Linked DNA regions of Homo sapiens: region 1 is linked to region 2. The links are chromatin loops, found by intact Hi-C in ENCODE. Cell type or tissue: B cell. All regions are shown on one strand. Links, peaks and the distances in the headings refer to the core of each region. The heading gives the core; the rest is flanking DNA.

Region 1 (15,621 bases), core at 4,881-9,880, 66 kb after region 2:
ATATTAAAAAGTGAATAAGATCCAAGAGAGCAGAAAAGTTTGAAGATACAGGAAACAGAGGTGAGGAGGTGACAGGGCATGGGATCCATAGCACCAGTGGAAAGATTGGCTGCCCACAGTCATCTCTCCTTGTAACAGCAAGGCTGGAGAGGAGGATGGGTAAGGACGCAGGGGAGATGTGCGTATTTATGTTGGCTCTGTCTACCCCATTTCAATCCTCTTCTATATTACCTTCCTCTAGTATAAGGGCTGGAAAGGAAAATGCTTAAATGTCTAGTGTCCCTTGCAGCTAGTGATGTTCATGAGATGAGTTCTACTCAAAGGGAGGGGGAGCTATCCCCGAGGAGGCCTTCCCTTCCTGAATAATCAGAGCCAAGGCCTTCTAGCAGTGGGCTTTTCCCTCTCCCTGACCATTTTCACCCTCTTCTTGACTGGAAATTTAGCAGTTACTTTGCAAACATGAGGAGAAAGGCTAAACACTGAGGATGATAGAACAGAAAAAGAGAAAGAGCCTGGTACCTTAATGACCTCCTTGAGCAGCTGTACCTGCCCGGGACTGCCCACCCCCAGACTTCTTGTTGCATGGAAGGGACAGAAACAAAGAAACAAAGAAACAAGGAAGGGCAGGGAGGGGGAGGGGAGGGGAGGAGAGAAGGAAGGTAGAAAGGATGGTAAGAAAAGGAAAGAAAGGTGAGGGGAGGGGAGGGGGAAAGGGGAGGGGATGGGAGGGAAGGGGAAGAAAGGGAAGGGGAGGGAAGGGGAAGGAAGGGGAGGGAAGGGGAAGGAAGGGGAGGGAAGGGGAAGGAAGGGGAGGGAAGAAAAGAACTTTCTTGGTTAGGCCACAATTTGTCAAGATTTCCTTTACCCATAACTAAATATGAATCTGACTGATGTATCCCCTAGGGGTATATCTTGGATGTCTCCTTTCTTTCATAGGGACACCACTCCCCTGGCAGCTATGGACATAATATTGATAGCAGTAGATGCTGGGGCTCAGTGGGGCACCCCAGAGAACACATGGGTGTCAGACTCCATTAGAAGTTCCACTGGAGAGCAGTAGGTGTTGGGGTGGCAGAGTCAGAGGACTCCCCCTTCAGTAAGAATGATGAAGACAAGAGAAAGCAGAGAAGCATGTGGTGTGCAGAGAGGGCAGTTGACTAGGGTCAGTTCACTTGGTCCTAACCCTAGGCCTGCTACTGACCTGCTGCGTGACCTATCTGGGCCTCATGCTTCTCATCTATGGAAAGAAAGATTTGGGGGAACCAGTGGTTCCCAATTTTTTTAACATCAAAAAGAAGGATCCCATATTTTGAAAAATTGTACCCACCAAACTGCATTTATCAAATAATTTATTTTTCCATGAGGACACTGTGTTGATATAATTCTAGCCAAAAGCAAAGAAAAGCAACCATTTACTTTAGCCTATTCAATCTTACCATATGATGAAAATTCCACGAGTTCTTTGGAGAAATTGAAAGTGTCTCTCAGGTCCCCATGATTACTTTTAAGGACTCGGAGTGACCCAGGGTTGCCCTACAGCAGCCACTGGCCTGGGAGAGCCCAGAGGTCCAACTCTACCTTCCATGATGCTGGAGCCCTGAGCCCCAGGTGAGACAGCATAGGTACCTTTTCCATCCTGCTCCCAGGCTCAGTTCTGACTTCTGGTGCCAAGAGCTGCCTCACGAGTTTTAGGAAAAACAAGCCTGTCCAGATGGCACATTCCCACTGGTCTAAAGAAGCCTCGTTTGTCCTGCCAGCCCTCCTCAAAGGCAACCTTCCTCCACTCACCCCTCCTCCGTCCTCACCCCAGGAAAGAGCTGTCTAACCTCAACCTTCATCCCAGTTACCTTGCTGTGCGACCTTTGTTATCTGCAAGTAACCTGGAGGTCCTCGCATCCAGTCTGAGGAACAGGCTCTGAGCCTTTCCCTCTAGCATCCCTGACTATTGGTGAAGAGGAAGAGGCAGAGACTATCAATCCAGTTGATTAAAGGCTGTAATGGAATATCCAATATTCCATTGGAGAACGGAATGATGAATTCTGCTTTGACATGCAAAAGGGCAGGGAGAAGTAAAAGAGGAGGTATTGTCCGAGTTAGGGCCTGAAGGGTTAAGGGAGAAGCCAGAGGAGTCCCACAACAGAACATTGGGCTGAGCTGGGAAAGGACAGGGCTTGCATCCTGGTTAGCAACTCATTTGGTTGAGTTTACTTAAGGCCTCCCTTCCTCTCTTCTGCCCACAAATATTTATTGGCATCTTTTTTGTGCCACGTGCCCTGTTAGGTGGGAGAAACAAATATGAATAAGACATTCCTTTCCTTGAAGGAGCTTGTAGATTACTGGGAAGACAAACATGTAGAACTTCCTCCAGCCCTGGTCCTACATAGAGGACATACCTTCAAGGAGACATACCATAGATCCCAGAGTAGCATCTTGCTTGACCCCTTCATGATGCCAAGCAGCCTGCCACCGAGCCTAGAAACAGCCTCAACATCTTACCTCCAGGGCTCTCTTACAGTCTGTCCCATCTTGATGGTTGAAGAGATACTGAGTCTTCTCTGTCTGCTCTGAAAGCTGTAGAATTTTCCTGGCTGAAGGCTGGAGACTGAGCCAGATGACACTGTCTGCTCCAAGAGTCTATGGTGGGGGGAGGGGTTCTAAAGAAGCCTCAGAACTTGCCCTTCCCCTCAGACAGTCTTAAGGAGGGCAGAAGGAGGGACCCTTAGGAGGCCAAGCTACATCTGCTCTCCTAATTGTTTCTATTAATAGAAGAGGTGATAGGATAGTTTTCCCTTGTGCCTCACTGCCCTGGAGTCTAGATCTGGACAGAGGACAGGGGACAAACTTATGGAGTATGGGCAGTTGATGGAGAGGCCATGGGGGAAATATCACAAAATAATCCTCAGAGTGCTATGACCCTGGTAGATCTTGGGGGAAAGAGGCCAATGCTGATCAGTTCTTTTCAATCATCTCTACCAGGCATCTCCGAAGATCAGGTGCTCCTGTGAGGAGTTACCAGGAAGAGGAAGGCTCATTCCTTCAAGGTGCTCACATCGAAGTTGCTGAGACTAATATACAATGAGCATGTAGGTAAAGAGAATTGGCCACGCGTGGTGGCTCATGCCTGTAATCCCACCTATGGGAGGCTGAGGTGGGTGGATCACCTGAGGTCAGGAGATCGAGACCAGGCTGACCAACATGGAGAAACCCCTTCTCTACTAAAAATACAAAATTAGCCAGGCATGGTGGCGCATGCCTGTAATCCCAGCCACTCGGGAGGCTGAGGCAGGAGAATCGCTTGAATCCGGGAGGCGGAGGTTGTGGTGAGCCGAGATCATGCCATTGAACTCCAGCCTGGGCAACAAGAGCGAAACTCCGTCTCAAGAAAAAAAAAAGAAAAAAGAGAGAGAGAACTGCCCTGGGAGAGGAATTAGGGGCAAACTGAGCACAGAGGGAGGAAGGAGCCTATCCAGCCAGGATGATTAGAAATGGAGGGAGAGGTCGGGTGAGGTGGCTCATGCCTGTAATCCCAGCACTTTGGGAGGCAGAAGTGGGAGGATTGCTTGAGCCCAGAAGTTCAAGACCAGCTTGGGCCACAAAACAAGCCCCCATCTCTCTTTAAATAAGTAAATAAATAAATAAATTTATATATTTAGATAAGCCATTGTATCGGTTAGGACTGCATTTGGCTGCATGTAACAGAAACCTGACTACGAGGTTTAAACAAATAGAGGTTTATTTGTCTCTTGTTATAAGAAGTGTGGAGATAGGACGGTGCAAACCTCAAGATGTCATGAAGGACCTAGGCTCCTTCTGTCTTCCAGGCCAGCATCCTTAACATGTGGTCTTTATCCTCTTGGTTATAAATTGGCTACTCTACCCCCAGGCTTAGACTTTCCAGGGAGCAAGAAGGGGAAAAACAAAACACACATGCCAGACACAGGCCAGCTGTCTCTTCCTTTTTTATTTTAAGGAAATTAAAAGATAAAAATAAATATTAAAAAATAGCTGGGCATGGTGCCGTGTGCCTGTAGTCCCAGCTACTTGGAAGGCTGAGGTGGGAGGATTGTTTGAGCCCAGAAGTTTGAGGCTGCAGTGAGCCGAGATCATGCCACTGCACTCCAGCCTGGGTGACAGAGCGAGACCCTGTCTCCAAAATAAGTAAATACATAAATCCCATTGGCTAGAACTGTGTTACATTATCACTTCTAGCAACGAGGGAGCCTGGAAGCAATATTTTTAGGATGGCATATTGATCTCCCTTCCTTAAACAAAATCAATGGACTGTAAATGAAGAAGGGGAGAAGAGATGAAGGTTATGCAACAAGCAATGTCTGCCATGGCCCTAAAGAATGAGTAGAATATGCTGGACGATGTGGGGAAGGACTTCCAGGCAGGGGAAACAGCAAGAGCAAAATCTCAGTGTGGGATGGGAGGGTGCCAGGTGTGTTTGGGGAATTGGAAACAGCCCAATTGGAGCAGACGATGTCATCTAGTTCAGTTGGAGCTTAGTGGGAAGGATGGACAGGGCAGTTTGCATGGCCTGGGTTTGTGGACTTGCCCTCCTGCCCAAACTCATACTCTGTGGTGCAGTGGATCAGGTGATGGGGGACCAGTAACAGCAGACAGTGAGCAACATCTGAAAAAGTCAGGTTCAGCTGCAACAGTAGACAGTGATTGGAATTCAGAGAAAAGCAAACTATGACACATCTCCTGACAGCCTGGCAATGACAGGCACAGGGCAGAAGCCTGCTGGCCTGGACTGATGGGCACACTCAAGCCAAAACAGACCCCCGCAAGATAACCTATTGTCCTGAGTAAACAGCTGAATGAGATCCATGCAGCAGCCTCTTGTCTAAGGTCTGTTTATTATTGTTATTCTCCCTCCCCACGTCTGTCTTCTCTGTCTCAGCTCTTCCAGGCTGCAGTAACCAGCTGCAGGATCATGCAGAGCAGACAGGCTGTGCAAAGGGGTTGGTGTGGAGGGTGCAGATTCCAGCTCTAGGGTGTGTGACAGCTCTTTATTTGACTCTTCCTGGAAGTTCCTGAGATGACCTCTATACAAAGAGAGGGGAGGGGGCTGCAGCTACCCTATGCTGTACCTACATCATAGATTCCCAGCTTCCTTGACTGGGAGGCACTTCAGAGGTCTTGGACTCCATCTGTCTACCATCAGCAAACCTATCTAAACTGCTGGCTCTGAAGCTTAATGTACATATGAGTCACCTCACCTTGTGAGCTTATTAAGAATACATTTCCTTTTCTAGCTCTTGGGAACTTGGTAAGGAAAGAAAAAAGAATACATTTCCAAGGCTCATCCCCAAGGACTCTGATTCCCTAGCTCTGTGGAGTCTAGGAATCTGCATTTTACCAAGGCACACAGGAGAGTCTGATGCGATTGGTTGGTTCTCAGCCACGCTGTTTTAAAAAACTTTTCACAAATATATATCCCTAGGTTTCAGTTCCAGTTCTGCCACTAACTATGATCTTAGACAATTCATTTTACCTCTCTGAATCTGTTTCTTCACCTAAAAATGAAAAACCTTTTCAGTTTAAATCATTTTTTGTTAACATTCTCAGGCAGTTACACTTCAGCATCATTTTAGGTGGGTAATTCTCAAATAGGTTTTCATGTGGGGTGTTTGTTCTCTGAGAAGAGCCTCCTGGAGATTCTGAGTGCCCTGCCATGGGGCTTGCCCACTTCCCTTTCCTAGATTTCAGAACACTTCAAATCGCCACATTCATGCCATTCCATAGCAGTTTAGATTTGTCATTTGTGCCTCAATAGCAGTCCACGAGGGTCTGAGCCCAGAACCTGGACTCATGTTTGGTTGCTGATTCTAATTTCTGTTCCCCCAGATGGAATCCCTCACCTTCCCTTGGGAACCACTTTCTGTGTGGACTTTCCTCAGTGCGGCTCATTTCTTCCTGCTGGCCTCTGAGGCGGTGGGATCAACAGGTCAATGTCTTGCTCCACATCTGTCACGGGGCTTCTGGCCTCCCCTCAGCCTCCCCTTTCTTCTTCTGTCCCCTTCTGACCTCTGTGTCCTTCGCATTACTTTTTGGGGACCTTCTTCAGTTTCTCACATGTTATTAAAGGCCAGGACCAAGGAGTTAGGGGCTAGGAGGGGTAGAGCATTATTTAAGAGGCAGGGAGTAAGGTTCTAATACCACTTTGATCAGCCCCCATCCAATCAGTTCTTGGTTTCTGGAAAAGTGCAATCCCTTCGATTCATGGGGTGCTAGGGCTACAATGTGCCAGGTCTGTCCTGCAGACCCCGGCTGACAGATGAAATGAGTACTCAGACATAGGTATGCAATGTAAGAGCAGCCAGAGGACTGCCTGGTGCAAGTGGCCAGAGCGCAGCCCTGGGAAGCTGGAGCTGCTTGCTTTTATTCAGGGCAGGTGCAATGCTGAAAACCTGGAGCCAACACAACCTGAAGGTAATTAACATTTATTGTTCCCCTTTCAGGGAACTTCACATGCAGGGATGATCAAAGGTCAGTTCCTGGTCAACATAACAAGATTGTTTAAGATCAATTCCCCCCACACTCCCTTGTATCTACTCCTTGCCCTCTGTCTCAGGGTTATAGAACAGCTGCTTCCAGCTATTCTCCCCAGGGGCTCTGCAGACCCTTCCAACCTTTCAGAAGGTTTGTGTCCTTTCCCTATAGTTTTTCCCACCACTCTGAGTGATCCCCTACATCTCTCCCTTTTCTGTTTTTTGCATCAGGTTTAGTTGATTGAAGCGTACAGATGTGTGCAGCGACAGGTTTGACAGGTGCAGCGGTTACAGCTTGTGTTCCAGCTTTGCATCCTTACAAGAGTTGCAATGTACAACAGACAGCATAGCAAGGAACAGATTATCTGGAGTGAATGGTGTCTGTGATTCACTTAGCCTCCTGAGTTGTCTTATTTAGCATCCCCCAGTTGTCTATTTCACATTCCCCATCCGGGACCTGTGTTGTCCGAGGAAGCTGCATTGTCCGGGGCTGCGGGTCCTACAGGCTCACATTCTTCATTTCCAGTACTGCATTGGGTCCCAGCCATGCCATGGTATGGTTTGATGCATTGCACTGGAATCCCAAGAGGACCTGAGGGGATGTGAACACAAGCATATCCTCTTCCCCATGTTAGCAAATCATGTGGACTGCACCATAGATTACTATTTACATCTTTCCATAACACTGAAGGCTTTGTATCTTGGGAGGTTTTAGCAAAGTGCTTTTCTATGGCTGATTGAAATTTATTATCTAAATTTAAGAAATTAAGGGTGAATAAGACTTGTGCTAGTAGTGTTGTAGGGTCCTTATTCATATTCCCCCTTTTTTTAAAGCATATTTTTAAGCGTGGAATGGGCACGTTCCACTATGGCTTGTCCTTGAGGGTTATACGAGATACCCGTGGAATGGTCGATGTTCCATGTGTGCTCTTAATTGCCTGGGTTAACTGATGGATAAATTCAATAAATGGCTCCTGTGGCCCTTGTTGAACATTTACAAAAGATCCCTGTTGAACTCTGCCTTCGGGAATTTGGTCCTAAGCCCTGAAGATGCATAAGGACACTTGTGCATAGGCTTGGGGGACAAAATTTAATTGTTGTTGTACATTAACATAGGGACCCCTCCCCTGGAGCATAGCAGCCGATGTTTTGTCCAGGCAATTGATTCTGGTTAGCCTGTTGTTCACACAATTCATCATATTCTGCCCTCCAGAGGGGGTATTGACTCGCCTCCTAAAGTTGTTTTAGCTAGCACTGACCAGTCCCATGGAGTCATATGGTAGTTATCTGCTATTGCCTCAATTAATCCTCTTGTGAATGGGCTAGTGGCCCCATTTTCTCTAATGCTTTTTCTTATTTCCTTAGAAGTGTTCAATGTAATGGGCTCATGCACCCAATTGCCTTGTTGATCTTGCATCACTGGGCAGGCCAAGAGTTCCCCTTCCAATGCTGCTTGCCTAAGGCAGGGTCCCATAACTGTAGTATATCGCTTGTCTTCTTCCCAGTTCATTGGGGGGAGGGGGAGGAAAACCTCCGTCTCCTCTTTGGTATCTTTAGCCAGTGACGGCAAGGCTGAGGGAGGCTGAGGCATTAAAGTGGGTAGTGGTTCCTCTTCCCTTATCTTTTTGGGCTCTTCTATGAAGAGCAGGGCCAAAGCAACCCTATTAGGACCATAACATTAAGATGTTACTGGGACCTACTGCCCTTGCGCACGTCGTTTAAGATTTCTTCCCACTTGTTCCCAGAGCTCTAGGTCTAGTGTACCTTCTTCTGGAAACCATGGGTTATGGAAAACAACAGTTTGCATCAGGTCCTTTAATTGGATCTCTGAGACTGAGGCTCTGCTAGCTTTAGGCAATTGTTTCAATACACTGTTGCTGTTGAGGGGATAACTGTTGTCCCATGATGAAACCCTAGCTGGAAAATCCCCTCAAACTTGGAAATCCCCAGCGGGCACCGATTACTTACTGCGCAGTCACTTCACGTTCATTTTCGAGGGTTCCATCATGATCCACTGCGCTGCTCCTCACACGGGGCACCACCTGCCTAGTCTGTCCCACAGACCCTGACTGGTGGATGAACTGAGTACTCAGACACAGGTATACAGTGTAAGAGCAGCTCAAGTGGCCGGAGTTCAGCCCCGAGAACTGGAGCTGCTTGCTTTTATTCAGTGCAGGCACAATGCCAAAAACCTGGAGCCAACACAACCTGTAGGTAATTAACATTTATTGTTCCCCTTTCAGGGAACTTCATGTGCGCAGATGATCAAAAGTCAGTTCCTGGTCAACATAACAAGCTTGTTTAAGATAAAATCCCCCACACTCCCTTGTACCTGCTCCTTGCCCTCTGCCTCAGGGTTATAGAACAGCTGCCCTCAGTCATTCTCCCCCAGGGCTCTGCAGAACCTTCTGACCTTTCAGAAGTTTTGCATCCTTTCCCTGTAGTTTTTCCCACCACTCTGAGCGATCCCCTATGACAGTGCAGATGTCAGCCAGGCACAGTGGCTCACGCCTGTAATCCCAGCACTTTGGGGGGCCGAGGTGGGTGGATAGCAAGGTCAGGAGTTCAAGACCAGCCTGGCCAAAATGGTGAAGCCCCACTTCTACTAAAAATACAAAAAAAATTAGCCGGGCACAGTGGCAGGCACTTGTAATCCCAGCTACTCGGGAGGCGGAGGCAGGAGAATCGCTTGAACCCGGGCAGAAGAGGTTGCAGTGAGCCGAGATCACGCCCCTGCACTCTAGCTGGGCGATAGAGTGAGACTCCGTCTCAAAACAAACAAACAAACAAACAAACAAAAAAGCAATGCAGATGTCTTGATCCGCCTCTAGAAAAATGCCAGAATAGAAGGACCAAGTGACTGACACACCTACTCCAGAAAACCCTCTATAACGTCCCTGCAGGAAGTTGAGCATTCCCAGGTACAGAAAACTCATTACAACTCATAACCTCTCTGGCACTCTGATCAATTATTAGGCAGTTTCACTGATGAAAAGGAAATAAAATCTTCCTTGTGTTTTAATAACAGGCACTACGGAGCACCTTCTCTATACCAGGGACTTTGCTGGGCACTATTCAGAAAGAACCCACTGAATTTGGGATTCGGTGGTTTTGTTTGGTTCTATTATTTTCATTTTACAGATGAGGACACTGATAACAAGAGGGTTTTAGTAACTTGCCCACAGTCTCAAGGCTAGTAAATGGCACTGCTGGTATGAGAGATTAGAACCCCAAGCCTGGGCTTCTTCCACTGCATTAGAGTTACTTGACCTTGGCACTCTGATATTTGGGGCTGGATGATTCTTTGCTGTGGAGGGTTATTGTCCTGTGCACTGTGGAATGTGTAGCAGCAGCATCCCTGGCTAGATACCCCCCTAGATATCAGTAGCACCTCACCTTCCAGTTGTGACAACCAAAATTGTCTCCAGACATTGCCAAATGCCCTCTTAGGGAAAGGGGAAAACACCCCTGGTTACTTTGTCTGCACTGCATCACATGTTGTCTTTCTCTTTTGAGCTAAAATATTTTCCTCCCACCCAGTGGCCTTGGGTCTCCCCACTGGAGTCACAGGGAGGATCTACTTTGTCTTTATTTCCATCAGTCCTGGCCGAGTGTGGTGGCTCACGCCTGAGATCTCAACATTTTGGGAGGCTGGGGTGGGAGGATTGCTTGAGCTCAGAAGTTCAAGACCAGCCAACATAATGAGACCCTGTCCTTACAAAAAAAAAATTTTTTAATTAGCTGGGCATGGTGGTGCACACCTGCAGTCCCAGCTACTCAAGAGGTTGAGGCAGGAGGATTGCTTGACCCCAGGAGTTCAAGGCTGCAGTGAGCTATGATCATACTATTGCACTCCAGCCTGGATGACAGAGCAAGACCTTGTCTATAAATAAATAAATGAATCCATCAGTCCTTCAAATAATGACAAGGGTGTCGCTTGTCTCCAAGTCTCTTCTCCAGCTCAAACTCCAAATTTCCTTCACCCTTTCCCAGTACACTATGATTTCTAGGCCTTTCACCATGCTGGTTACTCTCTACTGATAAGCATCAGTTGCAGGGAGAATTGGGCTACACAAAATAAGAACTCTTCCTTATGGCTCCTCCTTTCCTCCTCTATTAGAAGCAACCCAGCTCAGCTATCATTTCCTTTGTAAAGTGCTTGCTATTTCTACTCTACTATAGGGTTGGTGTTTTCCTCCTTTGATCCCCATTACCCCTTTTTCCACCTTAAATCCTCATCATTTGTTTATTCTGTCTCCCTATCCAAGGTTTTATCTCCTCCAGGTCTAATTTGCTATCACATCCCTCTAAGTGCCTAGCATAATGCCCAACACATAGTAGGCTCTCACTAAAAGTCTGATGAATAGATGGGTCTATACTGATAGCATGTAATGAGTATTGGGTTTATAGAGGCAAAGTCCTTTGAAAAGATACAAAGCATTATACAAATATAAAGTGTTTGTACTTTTCTTTTCTTTTTTTTCTTTTTTTGAGACAGAGTCTCGCTCTGTCGCCTAGGCTGGAGTGCAGTAGCGCGATCTCGACTCACTGCAACCTCTGTCTCCCAGGTTCAAGTGATTCTCCTGCCTCAGCCTGCTGAGTAGCTGGGATTATAGGTATGCACAACCATGCCTGGCTAATTTTTTTTTTTTTGTATTTTTTTAGTAGAGACGGGGTTTCACCATGTTGGTCAGGCTGGTCTCGAAATCCTGACCTTGTGATCTGCCCGCTTCGGCCTCCCAAAGTGCTGGGCTTATAGGCGTGAGCCACTTTTCTTCTTCTCTTTCATCTCAGTCCCTCTCTCCCCCAGTCTTCTCCAAGGCATACCAACAGGTTGGCAGAGAAAATTAACCAAGAATTATGTGAGAAATGTGGAACTAGCAAAAGAAGGAACCTTCTAGAGAAGGAACCTTTTTTCCCTTCTCTAGTCTGAGCAGGTTGCTCCAGTGAGGGTTAATTTGTGGATTGCCAGTGTTAGAATCTAGAGAGATAGCTTCCTCTCTCTCCCTGCCCTCTGAGTTATTTGCAAGGCTACTTATTAGGGAAATTCAATCTCCCAAGAAACTACTGCCTGGAAAAATACCTTGCAGCATACATGGTGAACAAGGAGTGCATTAATGGAAGAGGGCGAGTGGTGGTGGGCACTGGACCAATGAGTCCATCAGTCCCAGAGGCTGGTACCAAAGGCACGTTGTTGTGCCTGGCTGGGGGTGTCTTTCCACCTCCACTCCCCTGGAATCCGGGAGGAATGCAGAATCAATGTGCTATTGCTTCCCAGGGCTTCTAGGTTTGGCTGTCCTTCTGGGCCTTTGCTAAATGCTGGGGTCACCTTGAAGTCCAGCTCCCCCCATGAACTGAGCCCAGTAGGTGCTTGGAGAATAGGGGAAGAAGTCATGGGATACACAGCCCCTGTCCTCAGGGAGCTCTTGGCCTAAGGTGGAGATCTACCTGCCCTTAGGAAGTTAGGAAGAGAGAATCCCACAGGAAGAAAGCTCAGTGATGCGTGCAGTTAAGCATAAACATCAAAGCCACCTGCTGCTGCTGTGAGATCAGTTCCAAGGTGGGGACAGAGACCTTGGAAAGGTCAGAGGAGGAGCATGAGTGGGGCGGAGCACAACCCCCCCTCAACCAATGTGGAAGGGGCTGTGTTGTTTCACCCAGCACAGACACAGTACGTGTGTGGGTGGAGGGGGAGGGAGTTGGGGGGTGCTACCCTTAGAGGCATGTGGGTACATACACACTCTGTGGGAGTGGAGAGGCCGGAGGGCCGTGTGGAGCGAGACATGTCTAGTCCACATTCTTCTCTGATCCGAGGTCAGGGAATGTGACAGGGCGGTTTGGAAAGAGGTCAGATCATAAAGTGGTGGGGCCTTGTGGACAGAGAGCTGGGCCATGGCCTGTGCCTTAGGCTTGTCACTGGCCAACCCACGAAGTGACTTTGAACAGGTCTCTCTGGCCCAGCATCTCAGAACTCAAAGCCAGCGCCTGACTTGGGAGACGGGAACCAGGATGGTTGTGCTGGATCGCCCTTGGGCCAAGCTGAGCCTCCTCGCCTCCCTCATCTCAGCCCAACTTGGCCTCTGCCTTTACCCAGGCTAGGGGCCACTCACCAGGAGGCAAGAAGACAGCAAAAGCAACATCCATGAATGTTTCTATGGCCACAAAAATGAACTTAGCATGCATCATGCTACCTCTTCCTCATCAAAATAAAAAGGAATTTGACAGGTGCCAACGGTTGCATCTAACAGGATGAGATTTAACAGGGATAAATGTCAGGCCCTGAACTTGGGTTTAAAAATTCAACTGCGTGAGCCCAGAATGATGAAGGCAGGACTCAGAAATGGAAGATGCAGGAAAGTTCTTGGGGTCTTAAGGGATGGTATGTTTCAAGGAGGTGGCAGAAATGAAATTGGCTCTTCAGCTATACAAATATTTACAGTATAGCACAATCTCATGCTATTCTCAAAATAACCTAGGGGAGAAGTACTACCTTATCCCCATTTTGCAGAAAAAGAAACTGAGGCACAGAGAGATTTAAGTAACTTACCTAAGATCTTGTGGTTAGCAAGTGGTACAGCCAGGATTAATCTGGACCCAGACCCTGAACCCTATGGGATGGAAGCATGGAATTTAGAACAGATGGGCAACAGTCATTCTCCACTCTGTGCTGACGAGAACCCATTTTCAGGAGTCTTCCATTTCATAGAATAAAAGAAGATCAGCACTTCATATCTTCATTTGAGGCAAAATGGAGCCTATTCAAAAGAGAGTGTTTAGGGATACTGAAGAAAGGAAACACCCTCTTTTCCTTAAATTCTTCATCTTCATCTTCCCAGGTGATCCAGCCTACAACATGGGGAGTCATCCTAGATTCCACCCTCAAATTCATTCCCCCACACCCACCCATTGCCAGCTCCTTGAGTCCCAGCAAGCTTAACACCCCCTAAAATCCTGAAAGCTTTCCTACACAATCCTAAGCCCCGCCTTCTACCTCCAAAATACACCTCGAGTTGACCCACTTCTAGCCATCCCCATGGCCACTTCTCCAATGTAAGGCAGCAGCAAGCCTCGCCTTGATCACTGCAGACCCCTTCTAACTACTCTCTCCAATCTCTCATCACCACACCTGAGTGCCAGATGGGCTCATCTAGCCAAATGGAATCATGCCACTCCACTGCTTAAAGCCCTTTCATCCTTTACATTCTACTTAGCATGTGATCCCACATCTTAAATCTGCACCCCCGTCCACCTCTTCTCTCATAGCCCCTCAGTCCTTGGCACTAGCCACATCAGCCTTCCTCCCATTTCTGCTACATGTTATGCCCCTGCTTGCCCAGGGCACCCACACATGCTGGTCCCTCTACCTGGAATGTTCTTTCCCACCACCCAAATCCTATACCTGCTCCTTCTCATCCTTCAGATTTGAGCTCAAAGGTGATTTCCCCATATAGACCTTTCTTAGCCCCCAACACCCCAAGTAGGTTTGCCCTGTTATTCTCTTGCAGTGTCTTATTTTTTGATTCTTTAGTAGTATACAGCATGATTTGACATTATGTATTGATATGTGCATTGACAATAAATCCCATGAGCACTGGGACCATTTTGTTTTGTTCACACAGCCAACCCAATGCCAAACACAGAGGCACATGGTAAGTGCTCAATAAATATTTACTGAGCAAATGAAGGGCTTGGAGAAGAAGAGGTCTAGGGAGCCTGTGAGGGCTATCCAGACCTGCAAGATAAGCTGGCAGCTGTGCAATCCCATATTTCAGAGCTGGGACCAATTTATTTAGCAAACGCTAACACAGGACTTACTACATATCAGGTACTGCTCTAAGCACTTCCTAAGTATTAATTCAATTAGGCTGGGCACGGTGGCTCACGCCTGTAATCCCAGCACTTTGGGAGGCCAAGGTGGGCAAATCACCTGAGATTAGGTGTTCCAGACCAGCCTGGCCAACGTGGTAAAACCCCGTCTCTACTAAAAGTACAAAAATTGGCCAGGCATTGTGGTGGCTGCCTGTAATCCCAGCTATTCGGGAGGCTGAGGTGGGAGAATCACTTGAACCCAAGAGGCGGAGGTTGCAGTGAGCCGAGATTATGCCATTGCACTCCAGCCTGGGTGATAGAGTGAGACTCTGTCTCAAAAAACAAAACAAAACAAAACAAAACAAAACAAAACAAAACAAAAAAAAACTCAATTAGTCACCCTAACAACACTGTGAGGTAGGTATTAGCTCTGAGACCCAGAAAGGCTAAGGAATTTGGCCAAGGTACCACAGTTGGTAGAGGGCAGAGCCAGATTTTGAACCAGAGTCCATGTTCTCAAGCACCTCAGTATGAGGCCAGCGTGTGGAAGCTTCTGGAAGTCTCCTCTCTGGAGCAACAGAAGGCACCGCTGTCTATGGGGGTGGTCTCCAATGCAAGAGGCAGCAGACTCCAGGGGCCTGGGGAGCCAATGTGCTGGGAGGAATGCAAGCACGGACTCAGGGCCCTCCGCGGCCCTCAGGCCTGTCTCTCACCTTATGTCTGTCCAGGGCTGCCAGAGGGATAAAATGGATTAATAAATGAAGGTGCTTTGAAAAGCACCCGAATATATCTCGTTGTTCTTCCCCAGGCTGGCCTGGCCTGGAATACCAATGAGGCCTTCTAGTCTGAGGCAGGTCGAAGGGCACAGCCAGGCAGAGGGATGGTTCATGCTCAGCTCAATCAGCCCATCAATCCCCTCCGGCTGCTTTCCCTCTGTTCCTGACCACTCCCACCCCCTTTATCCCCCACCCCGCCCCCAACTCCAGACAGGGAGTGGGAATGAGGCAAAAAGCAAGCAGGGAGCCGCCAGCACAAGAAAGGTCAGGTTGCTTACAAACCACTGCTCAACGAAATAAAAGAGGACACAAACAAATGGAAGAACATTCCATGCTCATGAATAGGAAGAATCAATATCGTGAAAATGGCCATACTGCCCAAGCTAATTTACAGATTCAGTGTCATCCATATCAAGCTACCAATGACTTTCTTCACAGAGTTGGAAAAAACTACTGTAAAGTTCATATGGAACCAAAAAAGAGCCTGCATTGCCAAGACAATCCTAAGCCAAAAGAACAAAGCTGGAGGCATCATG
Region 2 (15,621 bases), core at 3,687-8,686:
CCAGGATGCTATTAAGGAAATTACATGACTGCAGGGGAGAACAGACCCAGATATTAGCTCTAAAATGCCAGTCCTAGATATTAGCTCTAAAATAGTTTAGCTCTAAGTTAGCTGAAATACCAGCTATCATTTCTGAGATTCTCACCACAACCCTGAGATAGGTATTATCATACCTTATTTTTACAGATGAGGAAATTGAAGTTCAGAAAAGCTAATTAATTTGTTCAACATTGGATAGTAATTAAATAGCCAAGTTGGGATTCTAAACTTAAGTCTGGCTGTTCCCAGAGTTTGAGTTTCTAACCACTATGCTATATAGAATCTCCAGTGTAGAGGAAAAAGCATGGGCTTGGAACGTAGTTATATGCTCAAATTCCAGCCCTACCACTGATTAGCTCTGTGACTTTGGGCTAATTGCTTAAGTATCAATGAGACTCAGTGTCCTCATTCATAAATGGGGACAATAACCGTAACCTCGTTAGCCATTGGGAGGATGAAATGAGATAAAGAATAAAGGCTTCTAGCAGAGGGGCTGCCATGTGATGGCCCTTCAGCAGCAACCACTCTTGGTTATTTTAATAGATTGGAAGCTCCCTGAGGAAAGAGGCAATGTCATTGTGCCTTCAAAAGTTAGCACAGTGCTTGGCCAAGTGCTGGCCTGTAGAAGGCCCATTCTAACCCTTACTTGAATAAATGAAAGGTGAAGAAGTTAGCTTTCACTAGAGGCAAGTAAATCTACTTTGGTAACTTAAACCAGAGAGAAGCTAGCCAAGGGTAGAGCAGGACTTTTGATGACTGGAATCATCAAACCCCCAACAAGAGCAAGAGAGCAGGGCAGGGTTGGTACAGAACTGTCTACAGCTATGGAAAAATATCTTCAGGGGATATATAGGAAAATATCTTACTTACACAGGGTATATTAGTCCATTCTCATGCTGCTATGAAGAAATACCTGAGACTGGGTAATTTATAAAGAAAAGACTCACAGTTTAATTGCCTCATAGTTCCACATGGCTGGGAAGGCCTCAGGAAACTTATAATCGTGGCAAAAGAGGGAGCAAACATGTCCTTCTTCATGTGGCAGCAGGAGAGAGAAGTCCCGAGTAAAAGGGGAAAAGCCCTTATAAAACTATCAGATCTCGTGAGAACTCACTCACTGCCTCACTGTCACAAGAACAGCATGGGGGGACTGCCCCTATGATTTAATCACCTCCCATGAAATACCTCCCACAACACATGGGGATTATGGGAACTACAATTCAAAATAAGATTTGGGTGGGGACACAGAGCCAGACCATATCACAATGGGTCATGGAAAAGGTCAGCATCCAAGAGCCAAGTACAAAGCATCCCAGAAGAGATGTCCTGAGTCTTAGCAGTTTAAAAATCAAGTTTGGAGTTGGGGGAAGAGTTGACCAAGAATACCACTTAAGCAGTAGCATCATTATGAATTCCCTGGAGCTAAAGAGACAGGGTAGCTCCTACCTGGGATGGGTGGGGACATTTCTTCAAGGTGAGAAGCGTGACATATCCCATGTGCCCATCCAAAGGTCTAAGAACTTGGATTCTAGTTCCATTGGAGTTCAGTGAAAACCCAGAATAATGACCCCTAGTAATGTGTGAGATTTCTTTAACTCTAGTTTCTTCCATTGTCTGTTTGCCTGTGTATAGTCCTTATGGTAAAGCAACAGTTAGACAATTTTTTAAAATAAAGAAAACCTCTTAAAAAGAGGGATCTATTTAGGAAAGCCAATGTATCATTGTTGTCTTGGAAAGGGAGTGGATTTGGGGTCAGACAGAAAGGTTTTGAATTCTGGAAATCTAGAACATTTCCTAAATTGTTTTGGTCCTCAGTTTCCTTATGTGTAGAGTAGGGATGACTAACACCTATCTCAGTGGGTGGTTGTGAAACAATTGTAAGTATCCAGCATACATCTGGCTTAGGCTAGATGCTTAGAAAATGCTCGCCTTGGGTGTTTGTCCAGAGACTAGTTGGTGGGTAGAAAGGAGGACCCTATGTCCTAATCTATCGAAAAATCGAAGGGAAGATTATTTTAGTAGGAATGTAGGTGGTGGCAGCTTGGAAAAAAAAAGAGAGGACATACCTGACATTTGTGAGACAAAACAGAAGTAGGGATTTAACAGACCCAAAGCGTCTAAGCTTCTGACAGTACAGCCCTCCATTTAAGAGGGATGGTTCTCTCGCTCCCCCCTCTTTTTTTTTTTTTTTTTTTTTTTTTTTTTGAGAAAGGGTCTCACTCTGTCTCCCAGGTTGGAGTGCAGTAGCACAATCATGGCTCACTGTAGCCTCAACCTCCAAGACTCAGATGATCCTCCCACCTCAGCCTCCCAAGTAGCTAGGACTACAGGTGCATGCCACCACACTCAGCTAAATAAAGGAGGAATGGTTCTTAGCCCCGGCCACATATCAGAACCACCAGGGAGCTTTGGAAAACACCCACACCCAGGCTCCTCTCCAGGTCAGAATCTCTGCAGACGGTGCCTGGCATCCTTTTTATTGATTGATTGATGATTTTAGTCTGTAGCCAGGTTTGAGAGTGCTATCCAGAGGTGAGGGATGGACACAATGACCTCTAAAATAATCTTTAAACATCTAGCTCCGAAAAGAGGGGTTGTTCAAACTTTTCTTTAAGAAATAACCAGAAAGGGATAGAAGGATGATTGTGTACCTCCAGGTGATCAAGGGGCATAATCTAAAGCAGCCCGCTCAAGACAAAATCTCACATTTGACGTTAACAAATCATGCAAAGTTTGCATTTTATCTTACCAAATATTAGTGTTTATTTCAACAGAATTTCCTTGCCTCCCCAGAGATCCTTGAATAAAAATGGTGCTCTAGACCCATCATGCTTCTCTGGGGTTTTATGAACTTCTAGCTGTCCCAACTTGAGTTGCACAGTTTTAGGCTATTCTTCTTGGCTGGTAAGGTCCTCAGCCACTGGAGGGAGAGCTCAGAGAGCTGTCTGTTTGCATCTTGGGAAAGCACCTTGGCTGTAGGGTTCCCTGGGGCAGGAACTGGCATACCCATCTCCCTATGTCTTTTGCTGCAGCTTCTTGGGGGGCACTGTTGCTTCTTCCATAACTTTCCTGCTGAGAAAACTGCCAAATGGCTCCCAGCCAGGCTGTTTGGTAAGCTTTGTGAAGAAATAAATTCCTTTCCCAATCCCTATGAGGCTGTATTTCTAAGGGAATTTGCAAGAATAGAAATTGTTTTGATCTTCAATCAAGATACAGAAAGATTCACTCCCTCCCCCATCTCCTACTTCTTAAATTTCCAATCACTTTAAGAAACACACCCTGTGGGAGAATTTGCTTCTCCCCCATCTGGCTGCCAGCAGCCAGCCTCAAAGTTCTCAAACTTCACCACCTTAAGGCATTTCTATCTGGCCTGCTACATTTTTTTCAGACCTACCCCTCTCTCCATTGGCCCCTCTTTCTCCAGCTCCCCATTTCATTAACTTCAATGAAATAGCATCTTCTAGGAGCAAGAGTGTTCTGGTTTAAGGAGATCACTGGGGTGTGGGGTGTAGGATTAGAAGGAGGTGACTTCTTTCTGGAGAACTGGAAGAGGGAATGAATATTTTTTAAGGCTCTAGACTAGGTCCTCTACCTACATCATTTCAATCTTTTAAATCAATTCATCATTTGTTTTTGTTTTGTTTTGTTTTGTTTTTTTGAGGTGGAGTCTTGCTCTGTCGCCAGGATGGAGTACAGTGGCACAATCTTGGCTCACTGCAACCTCCACCTCCCGGGTTCAAGTGATCCTCCTGCCTCAGCCTCTGGAGTAGCTGGGACTACAGGTGCGAGCCACCACACCCAGCTAATTTTTTGTATTTTTAGTAGAGATGGGGTTTCACCATGTTGGCCAGGATGGTCTCGATCTCTTGACCTAGGGATTCGCCCGCCTTGGCCTCCCAAAGTGCTGGGATTATAGGTGTGAGCCACTGTGCCCAGCCTCAATTAATCATTTGAATCTTTGATGAACTGAGATTTAAACACAAGCCCAGTACCTGGCATATAGTACCAATGAATGAATGGATGAATAAACTAATGGATAGAGTAAATTGGGACCAAAGTCAGGGTTCTTTCGACTACAACACCTGCCTGAGGGCCACCAGGAGCTGTTGTCAGTGATCCTTCTCAGGGAAATATACAGAAAGATTCTCCCGGGCTTCTCACAGCTGCTGCCAATCCCTCACCATCCATGCTTCTCTTGTTGCCAAGGATCCCTCCTCACCAATGGCGGAAAGAGGTGGCCCCTGAGGCGCTCAGCATTTGCCCTGAGACCTGCATTACAACCCATACTTGTCTGAAAGAGTCAGCTCTCCCCACCTGGGAATGCGAGTTGAAAAAGAGCTCTCCCAGAAAGCCTCAACTCCAACAGATCTGCTCCTGGGGTCTCCATGTGACATCCAGCTTCCCGCTGGATCGTGGTGGGTCATAGCAGGACCCACCCTACCTACTGCAACAGGCCTGTCTTACCCTGTCCTCTCTGTCCACCAGAACCAGGTTTCCATGGAAACCAAACCTGGAGGGTACATAAGAGGAGGGCTTTTCCTTTTTATCCTTTTTTTTCTTTCTGTATTCTTGCCTAATTCTTTGACTTTGGCCCTGGTTTGTACTGACATTACTGAAGGAACAGCTCCCCCAGCTCTGCACCCATGCCTAGGATATTGTAGATAGCAGTTTGATAAACTGCATTGAGTTAACAGCTGCCAGACACACCATCTTGCCTCAACAGGAGGGAAGAGAGCCGCAGGCATGACTAGGAAGGCAGCCGAGGAGGAGGCAGTGAGGAGTGGGAGGGAGCGGGGAGCAGGAGGCGATCCTCTAAGTCGGAAAGGCCGTGGTCTGCAGCTGGCTACTGTGGATTTGTAGGAGAGGAGCTAGCGTCACCAATTATTGGGATTTGACATGAGCAAGTGCTTTTATTTGGAAGGAAATAAAGAATTGAAAGGTTAGTAGCTGGGACATGTGCTTGCCTAATCATACTGTTATCCTTAGAGACCTGTGTCTGCAACCCTAGACTGGGAGCCCCGTGGAGGCTCAGAGATGTGTGGGGATATCATCAGCCAGCATTTTAAGTAAGTGGAAGAAGTGACTGGGGTGCAGGGACAAAGTTGATGCTTTAACTAGTGTCCTCTCTGCTGTGTGAGACCCTCTTCTAATGTAACATAGAGGAAGGGATGGGAAGGAGCACCTGCTGGCTGTAGGTAAAGGCAAGTCAGATTGTGTTCCTATTCTTTCTTGTTTCTTTCATGTTTACTTCCCTTCCCTCCCTCATCTCCCTCCTCCTCTTTCTTTCTTTTTTTTTTTCCGCCTGTCTTCTTCTCTCTCCCGGCTTTAAGCTGGATGCCACTCCAACTACAGAGGACCACCTCTGACAAACTCTCTCCTCTCTTCTGTATTCTGTATGCAGAGATGAGTGTGTGTGTGTGCACATGTGTGTCCTTTTACATGTGTAGGAGAGGGCGATGGGTCAAGCAGTTTGAATGGCTTGTACTGGCTCCCTCTCCTTTCCCACAAAACCTCATCCAGACCCCTGTCTGTGCCATGATTGAGGCAACCACATGGCAGCCATTGAGTTTGGTACAGCCGTCAGCTGCCAGGAGCTTCTCATGAAGCCTCAGTACCTCCCAGGCCTGGGAAAAATGCAAGGAGACACGAAGGAGCCATCGTCTAAGGCCCATGGCATCCGGGAATTGAGTGGGCTTGGCCACCAGGTCGAGGGAACCTTGAGTGCTGCTGGCAGGGCCTCTGGCAGTTCGTGTGGTAACTGCAGCGCCAACCCAGGGCAAAAGAGCCCAGTGGCATGCACTCACTTCCTCTTTCAGCTTTGCAATTCAAAGGGGTCACCTGGTTCAATTTATCTAGGTTCATTAGGGTCTGTGACCTCAGAATCAACAAGGCAGCTGATCCAGAGGTTGGTAACCAGATGCCTTCTAGACCTCTGTGTCCTGAGGAGGGACAGGGGGATGAATATAGGAGACCTGATGACTCCTCCTCCTTGGCAGTCTAAAAAAGTAGCCTTTGCCTGATGAGTCAGGAACAGCACTACACTGCCCTGTCTGCTCAGCCCTGCTGGGATCTTTATGTAAAGTATAAAACCCAGTGCAATCAGCGGAGGAGGATACCAGTCCCAGAGTGCTGAGAGCAGCAATGATTCAGCCACCCCTCCTTCCCATGGTGCACATCCATCCCTACAAGGCCCTGGCTCCCCTCCTTATCCCTGCTTCTCCAGGGACCCTCCTGAAGAGAGGCAGGAGTGGAGATCAGCTTGGAGATCAGCTAGGGAGAAGGAGCCAGGGAGTGTGGCACACTATTAATTAGCTAAAAGCAAATGCCACCTGCATAATGCATTATGGCTGCTGCCTCTGCAGCCTCCCACTCTCCACTGGCCTGCTGCTTGCTATTGTCTCTGGAGCCTGTCTCGCCTTTATTGGAGCCCTGATGAAGCACTGCTGTGTATGAAGTGGCTCGGTGTTAATAGAAACTCATCATATTCACTGATAATCCTCCATTGCCTGAGATGGGCCAATTAGGAGCTCTCAGGCACATTTGCTTACTGCAGAGGGGCCTCCCTGTGGGAACTGTGTGCTCCTGAGCACCACAGTCTGTGGGCACATCAGTGTATGCATGGGTAACATATGCCTGTGCAGTTTGGCAACAACACTGACCCAGGAGGCTGAATTCAACCATATGTAGTGGAGCATGGCTGCAATATGCTTGTGTGGGAAAGTTAAGGCAAGCTGCCCCCATTCCTTCTCATTTTAGAGGAATGAGTTAGCTGGCAGTTATTTATTTGTAAATAATCAAAAACCAAAAAAGCCAGACAAGCTGCAGAGGGTGCTCCACATGGAAACTGTGCTCCTGAGCCATGACTTTAAACAGTGCGCAAACTTCCACAGAGACAGATGTTTCTATCTTTTATTGAGGTGAAATCCACATAACATACAATTAGCAGTTTTAGAGTGTACAATTCAGTGGTATTTAGTGTATTCCCAATGTTGTGCAGCCACCACCACTCTCTATTTTCAAGTCTTTTTTGTAACTCCAGAAGTACACCCTATGATTCTCTGGCAATCATTAATCTATTCTGTCTCTATGGATTTACCTATTCTGAATATCTTATATAAAATAAGTCATAAAACATGGGATTCCGTGTCTGGCTTCTTTCACTTAGCATAATGTCTTTAAGGGACATGCAGGTTGTAGCATGTATCAGTACTCCATTCCTTTTTATGGCTGAGTAATATTCCATTGTCCATATATACTATGGCTTGTTTATACAGTCATGGACATTTGGGTTGTTTCCACCTTTTGGCTATTAGAGTCAAGTTGCTATGAGCATTCATGAACAAGTGTTTGAGTGGCTTGTTTTGTTTCAATTATTTGAGGGTGTATACCTCAGAGTAGCATTGTTGGTTCGTTGGTAATTCTGTTAAGTTTTTGAGGAAATATATTTTTTATTTGATCCTCACAGCATCTCCGTGAGGTAGAAAGGACAGATATTAAAGAGAATGCATATTAAGCATCCAGCTCATCACCTAGCACATAATATGTGCTCAATAAATTAAAAATTGTTACTATTGTCAGGTGCAGAAACTGAGACTAAGAATGGAAGTGACTTGCTCAAGCACACTCTAAGTAGCAGATATCAGAACTAAATGGAAAGCTTCCAATTTCTAGCCCATAAGGCCAGTCTTCTTGGAACTCAGGCCATAGTTTTTTTTTTTTTTTTTTTTTTTTTTTTTTTTTCCAGAAAACAGCCCTGGTAGTATGAATTTCCCCATGGGCTTAGAGATCTAACCCACTCTGGCTTAAGGAAAACAGACAGGACAACTGAGCAGAGATAGCTTTTGCATCCAGTCCTGTAATGATCTCGCCTTTTTCCAGTGCCTTGGCTGCTGCAGGCCTGCCAGCACATAGAGAGTGGCATTGATTGTAATCGACATCTGTTGAGCTGTCACTTCCCCCAGCTCCTGTCCTCCCTCCAGAGACCCTCACTTTCCTGCCTTGTGGGTGCATCTGCAGAAGTAGCTGCATTGAGTCTCCACTGAGGCAGCCAGGGGCGGTGTGAGCTGGAGGCTTGCCACTACAAAAGGATCCTTCTGTTTTTCTCTCTTCATCTGGGAACCTGGGGAGCATCTTATGTCTGCATCAGTGTTGCCACAGGGACTTGACCCGTTGCCCTCGCTTCAGAGGGCAGGATCTGCAGCCCAGAGGCGTTAAGTGACTTTCCAGAAGTCAGGCAAGGGAATGATGGCTCAATATCCTGGCTGGAGCCTTCTGACTAGCCCCTGTTTTCTTACTCTCCCCTGTTCCTGCCTTATCTATCCTCTGATACTGACAGCAGGCGCGCAGACTCCTGGCGAAGAGAGGGATCACAAACTCAGACAGGAAGGCGCGACAAGAAGCCACGTGGCTTGCGCCTGCCTCTAGGCAAGATTAGACTAAACTCCTGTGGGTCTTGCTTACCCCTGCTGGTATAGCAGAGATGTCTCTGGTAGGAGGAAGGGAGGGGGATGTGGTGGACAGGCTATTCTCAGGGACTTGATAATTATTGCTTTGTTTCCTTAACCATCCATGATCCCAGCCCTGGGGTCTACCTTCTGATCTCCTCCCTCCCTTCTTGTTCAAAGTCTATGGTTTTACTGCTTAAAAAAAAAAAAAATGTGTCAGCCACTCCCAGCTTTTACAATTCTGAAAGTGTCAAGACCAGTGAAGAGTTGTGTGTTGTGTTTTGTTTTGACGTCTCTAAAGAAAGCGATGGGGAAGAGCCCTAGAGAGGCTTAGCTTCAGGGAAATCCTGAGCCTTAAAGGAAGGAGAGCAGGGGGTTCCCCCAGTACATATACAGGCTTCCATCTTTTTACTGCTGCCTCCAATGATTCTTAGTGACACAGAGGTTGAAATGGGATGCGTCGTCCAATCACTGGCCTGGCATGGGGCAGTGGTTACCTTGGTTAGGAGGAAATGGAGAGTGATTGCCAGGGGGGCAACTGGGAGGCAGGCAGTATTCTATTCCTTGACCTAGATGGTGTTTATGTGGGTTGTGCTGCTTTGCTTGAGCTATACATTTGTGTTTGTGCATTGCTATATGTGTGTTATTACACTTCACAATAAAAAATTTAAAGAAAAAGAACTTTGGCTTAAGAGTTAGAATATTTGGGTTCAGTCTTTGCTCTTCCACTTATTTGTCATGGTATCACAGGATAATCACCTTAATCTCCCTGATCTTCAGTTTTCACATCTATAAAATGAGATCAAAAAGCCTTTAAACTCTGATCATGTGCGGTGGCTTATGCCTGTAACCCTAGCGCTTTGGGAGGCTGAAGTAGGAGGCTCGCTTGAGCTCAGGAGTTCAACGTTGCAGGGAGGTATGATGGTGCCACTACACTCCAGCCTGGGCGACAGAGCAAGACTTTGTCTCTAAAAAACAAACAAAAGAATGGTTCACATGTGAAATATGGTGTTATTTTATGTAGAGCCAGATAAAGTTGGGGATCAGCAGGAGGGTAAAGGCTGCCGATGGGAATGGGGCCAGCCACAGAAAGGTCAGCAGTGGTGCTTCAGGTCTGGGGGAGAATGTTAGTGTTCGTTTCCTAGAGCTGCTGGAACAAATTACTACAAACTGGGTAGTTTAAAGCAAAAATCTATTTTCTCACTGTTCTAGAGGCTAGAAGTCTGAAATCAAGATACGGGCGGGGCCCCTTTCTCTAAACCTTCAGAGAGGAATCCTTTCTTGCTTCTTCCTAGCGTCCGGTGGCTCCCAAGAATCCTTGGAGCTCCTGGGCCTGTGGCTGCATCACTCCAACCTCTGCCTCTGTCTTCGCATAGCCTTCTTTGTGTATCTTTGTACCCAAACCTGCCTTTTTTTTCTTTATAGACACCACACTCCAATCCAGTATGACTTCATCTTAACTTGATTGCATCTGCAAAGACCCTATTTCCAATTATGGTCACATTCACAGGGGACTAGGACTTCAGCCTATCTTTCTGGGGCACACAATTCAACTTACTAGCATGATATTCTATGTAGGGCGACAGAAAATCCAGACTCAGACCCCACTTCTACCATTTTGTGGCCTTGCATACTGGCTTCTCAACTTAAAGGAGAAAGTAAGTAGGTAATTAAGCTTTGTTAAGTGACTGAAATGTGATGGAAGGGTATTGTGAAGTTGGTGGTATCTTTCTATTTTACAGATAAGGAGATTGATCCGGGAAGGGGCACAAAGGCTACCCAAGCATACGGCTGGTAAGAATGGTTTCCTGGAACATGAGTGGTGATGGGTTTCAGTCCATCTGGATTTCAAGTTTGATATAGTAAAAGCCTTATGATTTGATAGAATACCAGAGGGTTGATTCCTGGTCCGCAAGTGAATCAGAAGATGGGAGATTAAATAAATAAACTGTAGTTGAAACCAGAAACCAAGACTTGTACTGGCCTTGGGGAAATGATTTAGACTGCTAGAGCCCTGAGACAGGATGCACGACTATGTCATTACCTCTGGGCAGTGGTCAGTGCAGCACAAAGCCCTGCTCTGGACATGTGATGTGGACCTTGAAGGACAGGGCAGATTCAAATCTCTGCTCTATCTGCAACTGAAGTGGTCCACAGCTGCAACCCTACAGTGCCTTGACTCAGACTGGGCATGAATAGGTTCCCATCTTGAATTGTCTGTGGGTGGTCAGCCTGTCCACCTGTCCTCTACAGTCTGAGACCCCTAGAGACTCCGTCTGCTGGGCATGCAGCACAGCCCACCTCCCAGGCACTGTCTGAATGTAAGCACTGTGCTAGGGATGCAGAGAAGGAATGGGTTTTCCCACTCTGAGGAATTGGCCCTGTATCTGGGGTACATTCCCTCTTCTGAACCCTCTTGCCAGCCCCTTCTCAGGGGCCTAGCTCTCCAGCAGGTAAGGATTGATCTTCTTTTGCCCCGGCCCTCTCGTGGGGCCACAGCTGCAGCTGCCAACAGTTCTGGTCACAGCTCCAGGTGCAGGGGAAAGGAAAAAAGCGATTCTGTTTGCTCATTTAACAGCTTTGAATAGAGCCTTTCAGAAGGGCCTTTGCTTGGCTGGCTCTCTGGCGGCCAACAGAAACTGCTGCCAGGTATATCAACAGCCTTGGAGAAGTTGTCTATTCCAGCCTTTTCCTTTCAACAGGCCAGTCACCTAGAGAAGACTAAAGATGCCCCAGGGTTTGCTCCCTACCATTTGGGCTGCACTGGATAGGGTCAAGGGACCACAGCTGGAGTCAGACTTCTACAGGGTCCCTTGGATCAATGGCTCCCAAACTTGAATCTACCCAGGACCACCCAGGGCAACAGGTTCTCAGACTGGAATTGCATCAGAATCACCTGAGGAGTTGTTAGTGCATTTCTAATAAGTTCTCAGGTGTGGCTGCTGCTGGGGTTCACACTTTAAGGACTACTGATCCAGGGAGTTATAAACACAGAGTCTCAGGCCCTTATCCAGGAGATTCTTGGTTTGAACTGGATGGAGCCTAGGAATCTATATGTTACCAAGCTTGCAGGTGATTCTGAAACACAAGGTTTAAGAAACCAGTGCCTTTGATCTGCATTAAGTCAGTGTGTCCCAAACATACATTCAGGGGGTGGGCTTTGGGCCCATTTAGGGCAAGGGTAGTTATGTATATATAGACATCTCTGTACTTAGCAGCAAGCAGCAGGAAAGAAGTGTGAAATGAGAGTTTATTGCTGAGTGAAAACTGGGATTGCCCCTAAGGTAGATGGAGCTTATGTGCTTTGCTTTTTTAGTAGGTGAGAAATCAGATGTAGCTGGGGGTTCTGGTTACACTCTGGGACTTTGCTCAGCCTATCAGGGGATTATTTCCCCAACTTTGGACCATAAGTCAAATAAGAGTCCTGTACATTCTTCGCTCCTCAAAATTTCCCTCTTCCTAAAATGGATAGAGTAATGCAAGTCTTTGAGATTAGAAGGAAAAATGAATTTAAGTCATAATTAGCATCTTTGAGCTTCTTGCCATATTTGGGGCATAGCCTGGTGAAATGGGGCAAGGCGCGGGGGTGGGGGCGGGGAAAATGAGGGCAGTCCTTGCTAGAGGTCCCAGCTGCAGGGCCTGGGAGGGGTCCAAATGGAAAAAGCAGAGATGGCAAATAGGATTCAGTTCCCATGCTGGGTGTAATGGTTTGGTAGTGGCTGTCTGGAGCTCTGTGTCAAGGGGGATTTTAAGTCTTGCTTTAGCGGAAAAAAAACAGGAAAGAGTGATGTGATCGATTAAGAATGGCTACCATGGATATCTAATTGGGATCTTCTGTCCCTGGGCAAGAGCAGGAGGGCCAGGAGAAGAAACAGCTTCCAGAAACGGGTTCAATGGATGGAGCCTTCACTATAAGGCTGGTGGAGAAGTCTAGGTCCTCATGGGATAAGGAACTGGGGCTCAAGAGCAAAACAGAAAAAAGCCAGTTATCAGGCCTGGGGCTTGAAGTCAGAGGGGCATGAACAGCTAGGGGATGTGACGCACAGTCCCAGAGCACTGGGCTTGAGCACCTTCAATCCCACCTGCACAGGACCAGGATGGGGATGCATGGACTGTGCTGTGGCCCCGGTCACCTGGAATGGTGACCCGGCAAGGCTGCCTGCTGTGGCAGCCTATTCTGACTCATTCTGGAAAGAACACAGATTGGGTTCCTTGGGGCTCCAGAGTCCTGTTGGCAATGCTGACCTCTCCACCCTAACCTCTTCTATCCAGCCTCTGCTGAGGGACTGGCCAGGCCTGGACAAGTCATTTGGGAAGTGTCTGCAATCAGAAGAAAAAGAAAATAGCAAGGACCTGGGAGATCCATTAACTTTTCCACCCTGTGTCCTGACACCTGATTTTCCACTAGGGAAATTCATAGGATGCCTCTGCCTCCTTGACCTCTGTGGCCCTGGCTGGGCCTCCTGACTTTGTTGCTTCATCTCATCCTTCAGAAGATGACCTTGCATCAACTCAGGCAAAGCTTAACACCCAGGATTTCCCACCCCACCCTCCAACATCCTGTCCCTTGTGCAATCCCAGTTTCTGCTACAAGCCTGTGCACATTCCTATCTGAGGACAGAAGAGGTCGTGATGGGCTCACAATTAAGTTTCTGGAGCACCAGAGTGGAGCCAATTAGTACGCAAGGCCTAAACAAATCTTGTGCAGCAGGCTGGGGTTGACGATCTGGTCTTAGGGTTTTTGGGCTCTCAGCAGAACTGGCTAAGGAGAGGAAGCGATAAGGAGGCAGCTCCTTCCACCCTCCCACTCCCCTCAAATAACAGGACTACGGAAAGCAGCCTTTGACTGGTGCCCAAGACATACAAATCAACCCCCTAGCAGCATTTCATCTTCCCAGGTTGGCTGTCAGAGAAGCCTCTTATTTCTTCCCCAGGGTCCCAGGGCCTTTGTCATTTTTCCTCTCCTGCTCACTGTGCAACCACCATTCTATCCCAGTACCAGCGAGAAGTGTTCTTTCCAGGTCCTTCTCCCTGGCTCCTCCACCTTCCAAACCACGAGTACACAGGGTCCATTTAATGATGTCTCTATGTAGAAATAGACAAGAGAATAGGGAGTGTCCTCAGAGAACTTATAAACCCTTTGTACCAGGAGGAAAAGAGGAAGCAGGGCAGTGACTGACCTACAGTGACATGGGAGGCCAGTGATGCCTCCAGGTCTCACTCTTCTTGGGGGTACATCTGTTCCTCCTAACAAGATTGTACATTCTTTGTGAGCAGGAACTATGTCCACACATCTTCAAAGATCCATAAGGTCTTGCAGCGTCTGGCACATAGTATGTGCTCAATAAATGTTTCGTTCCCTCATTCATTTTTTCCCACAAGATTTATTGAGTGCCTCTTATGTGCCAAGCATGGGGACTACAATGATAAACAGGGCTGTGGAGCCCTGATTTCAAGGAACAATGACTAGAGGAAGATGTGAACACCTATAATTGCAAAAGAAGATAAAAAGTCATGATAGACTCTGTTAGGGTGGAGAGTTATCTAAGGCTTCCCAGGGAGACTTGAAGGGTCAGTAGGACCTTGTCAGGTGTTAATGAAGAGAAATAATTATGGCAGACAAAGGGAACAGACTTTGCCATTCCTGGGAAGCATGGAGGCACCCGCGGGATGTTATTACTTAAGTGACCAGACTGAAATGCAAATGATAGAGGCCTTTCTTTCTCATAATCTCTTCTCTGAAACCCTTCATTATCCTCCTCTTAGTGTGGAGGGGATTGGTGGTAGGTGGGAAAGAAGGAGCTCAGCTATCTTATCCTCCTCTCAGTTCTTCTTTAGACCACCTCTCCCCTTTCAACTCTCACACCTAATAAGAGAGGCGAAAGGGTGACAGCATGGCATAATGGTTAAGAGCAGAGACTTTGGAGTAAGACTTTCTGAGATCAAATTAGGCTTTGCTACTTACTAGCTATGTGATCTTAGAACACCCTCTCTGTGCCTCTGTTTCCTATTCTATATAATGAAGACAGCAGCAGAACCTACTTCGTAAGGTTACCGTGAGAAGGAAATAAGCCGTGTACAGCACACAGGAATAGCACCTGCACATCAGAAATGGTTAGTAAGTGCTAGCAATCTTTACTAATCCCATTTCAATTGCTAATGTTACAGAATTACGATACCTTGGGTTCTCTCCGGAGCATCTCTTATTTCAGACTCTGTAGAACTGGCTCCTGAAGCCAGTAGTTCTCAAACTTTGGTGTGCATCTGGATTCCCTGTGGTGCCACTGAGGCAGCCAAGGAGACTCTGCCTCTGGAGATTCGCATTCAGTGGTTCTGCATAGGGGCCCAGGAGTCTGTAATTTTAACGGTCTCTCCAGGTCTTTCTCATTAACACCAAGGACTGCAGTGTTGGGCCATTTGTTTCCCTTTCAGATTTAGGGACTTGAAGATCTTGCCCTATCTCTCCTGTCCCTCAGGGCTGGATTAACTGAAGGACTTTGTTACCTTAGAGAAGCACACCTGGGAGAGGGATGTGAATGTATTTGCATCTTGTTAGCCATCAGGAAGGGACGTGGACAATCTGGTATAATGGAGAAGGGGTCAGTGCCAATGATGAAGATCCCCATAGGGGTGTGAGTAGGTGGGCAGGCACAAATGCCCACATGTGCTTGACACCGCAACTCAGCTTCCAGCGCTCTAGCTACAGTGGAACTGAGGGAGGGCAGGGTGTAGAGAAGGGAGCTCCAGGCCAAATTTCTTTGTCACTTTGGCAACACCTGCACCACCTTCTGGCCCAGGGCTTTGGCTGCCGTCTTTGCCCTCAGCCTCTGCCACAGGTCCACAGTCTTCCTTGTTCACCCCAGCAGGTTGCTTCCTGCATCATGCTGTCCACTGCACTGCTTCATGTCTCCTGGGCCACAGGGCTGTTTTTGTAGGCCTTTCATAATCTGCTCCTCCTCTCCAATTAGCCTTATACAAGTCAGTTCTGCTCTGCAAGTTGCTGAGGTTAACTAGAACACAGAGACTGGCCCAGAGGGGTTAAAGTGGTGAAATGAAAAGAAGGGTGTATCATCCTGGGAGCACTGAAAGGAAGTGATATAAAAGTGATGGGGACAGGTGCAGTGGCTGATGCCTGTAA

Evidence for each region. A loop is a pair of places that touch in the nucleus more often than their neighbours do. Peaks named below come from ENCODE experiments on the same cell type or tissue, not always from the same donor. Only the 100,000 strongest peaks of a DNase experiment are listed, where the experiment ranks them.
Region 1: a loop joins it to region 2, with 3 times the contacts of the local background. A loop is called at or near these places in 9 of 110 quality-filtered maps.

The regions. Positions count from the first base shown.
Region 1 is chr1:203,420,610-203,436,230 of GRCh38, forward strand. LOC124904487 (a long non-coding RNA gene) reads right to left here and starts at 8,639. Exons shown (of 2, transcript XR_007066805.1): 1 at 8,469-8,639; 2 at 6,437-7,119. RefSeq lists an enhancer at 8,302-8,571. In B cell, for the core only: no CTCF peak of the experiment used is centred there; no DNase peak of the experiment used is centred there; H3K27me3 peaks cover 700 bases.
Region 2 is chr1:203,356,207-203,371,827 of GRCh38, forward strand. No RefSeq gene overlaps it. Among named protein-coding and RNA genes, the nearest start is that of FMOD, 13 kb to the left of the region's middle. In B cell, for the core only: no CTCF peak of the experiment used is centred there; a DNase peak (open chromatin) is centred at 5,845; H3K27me3 peaks cover 460 bases.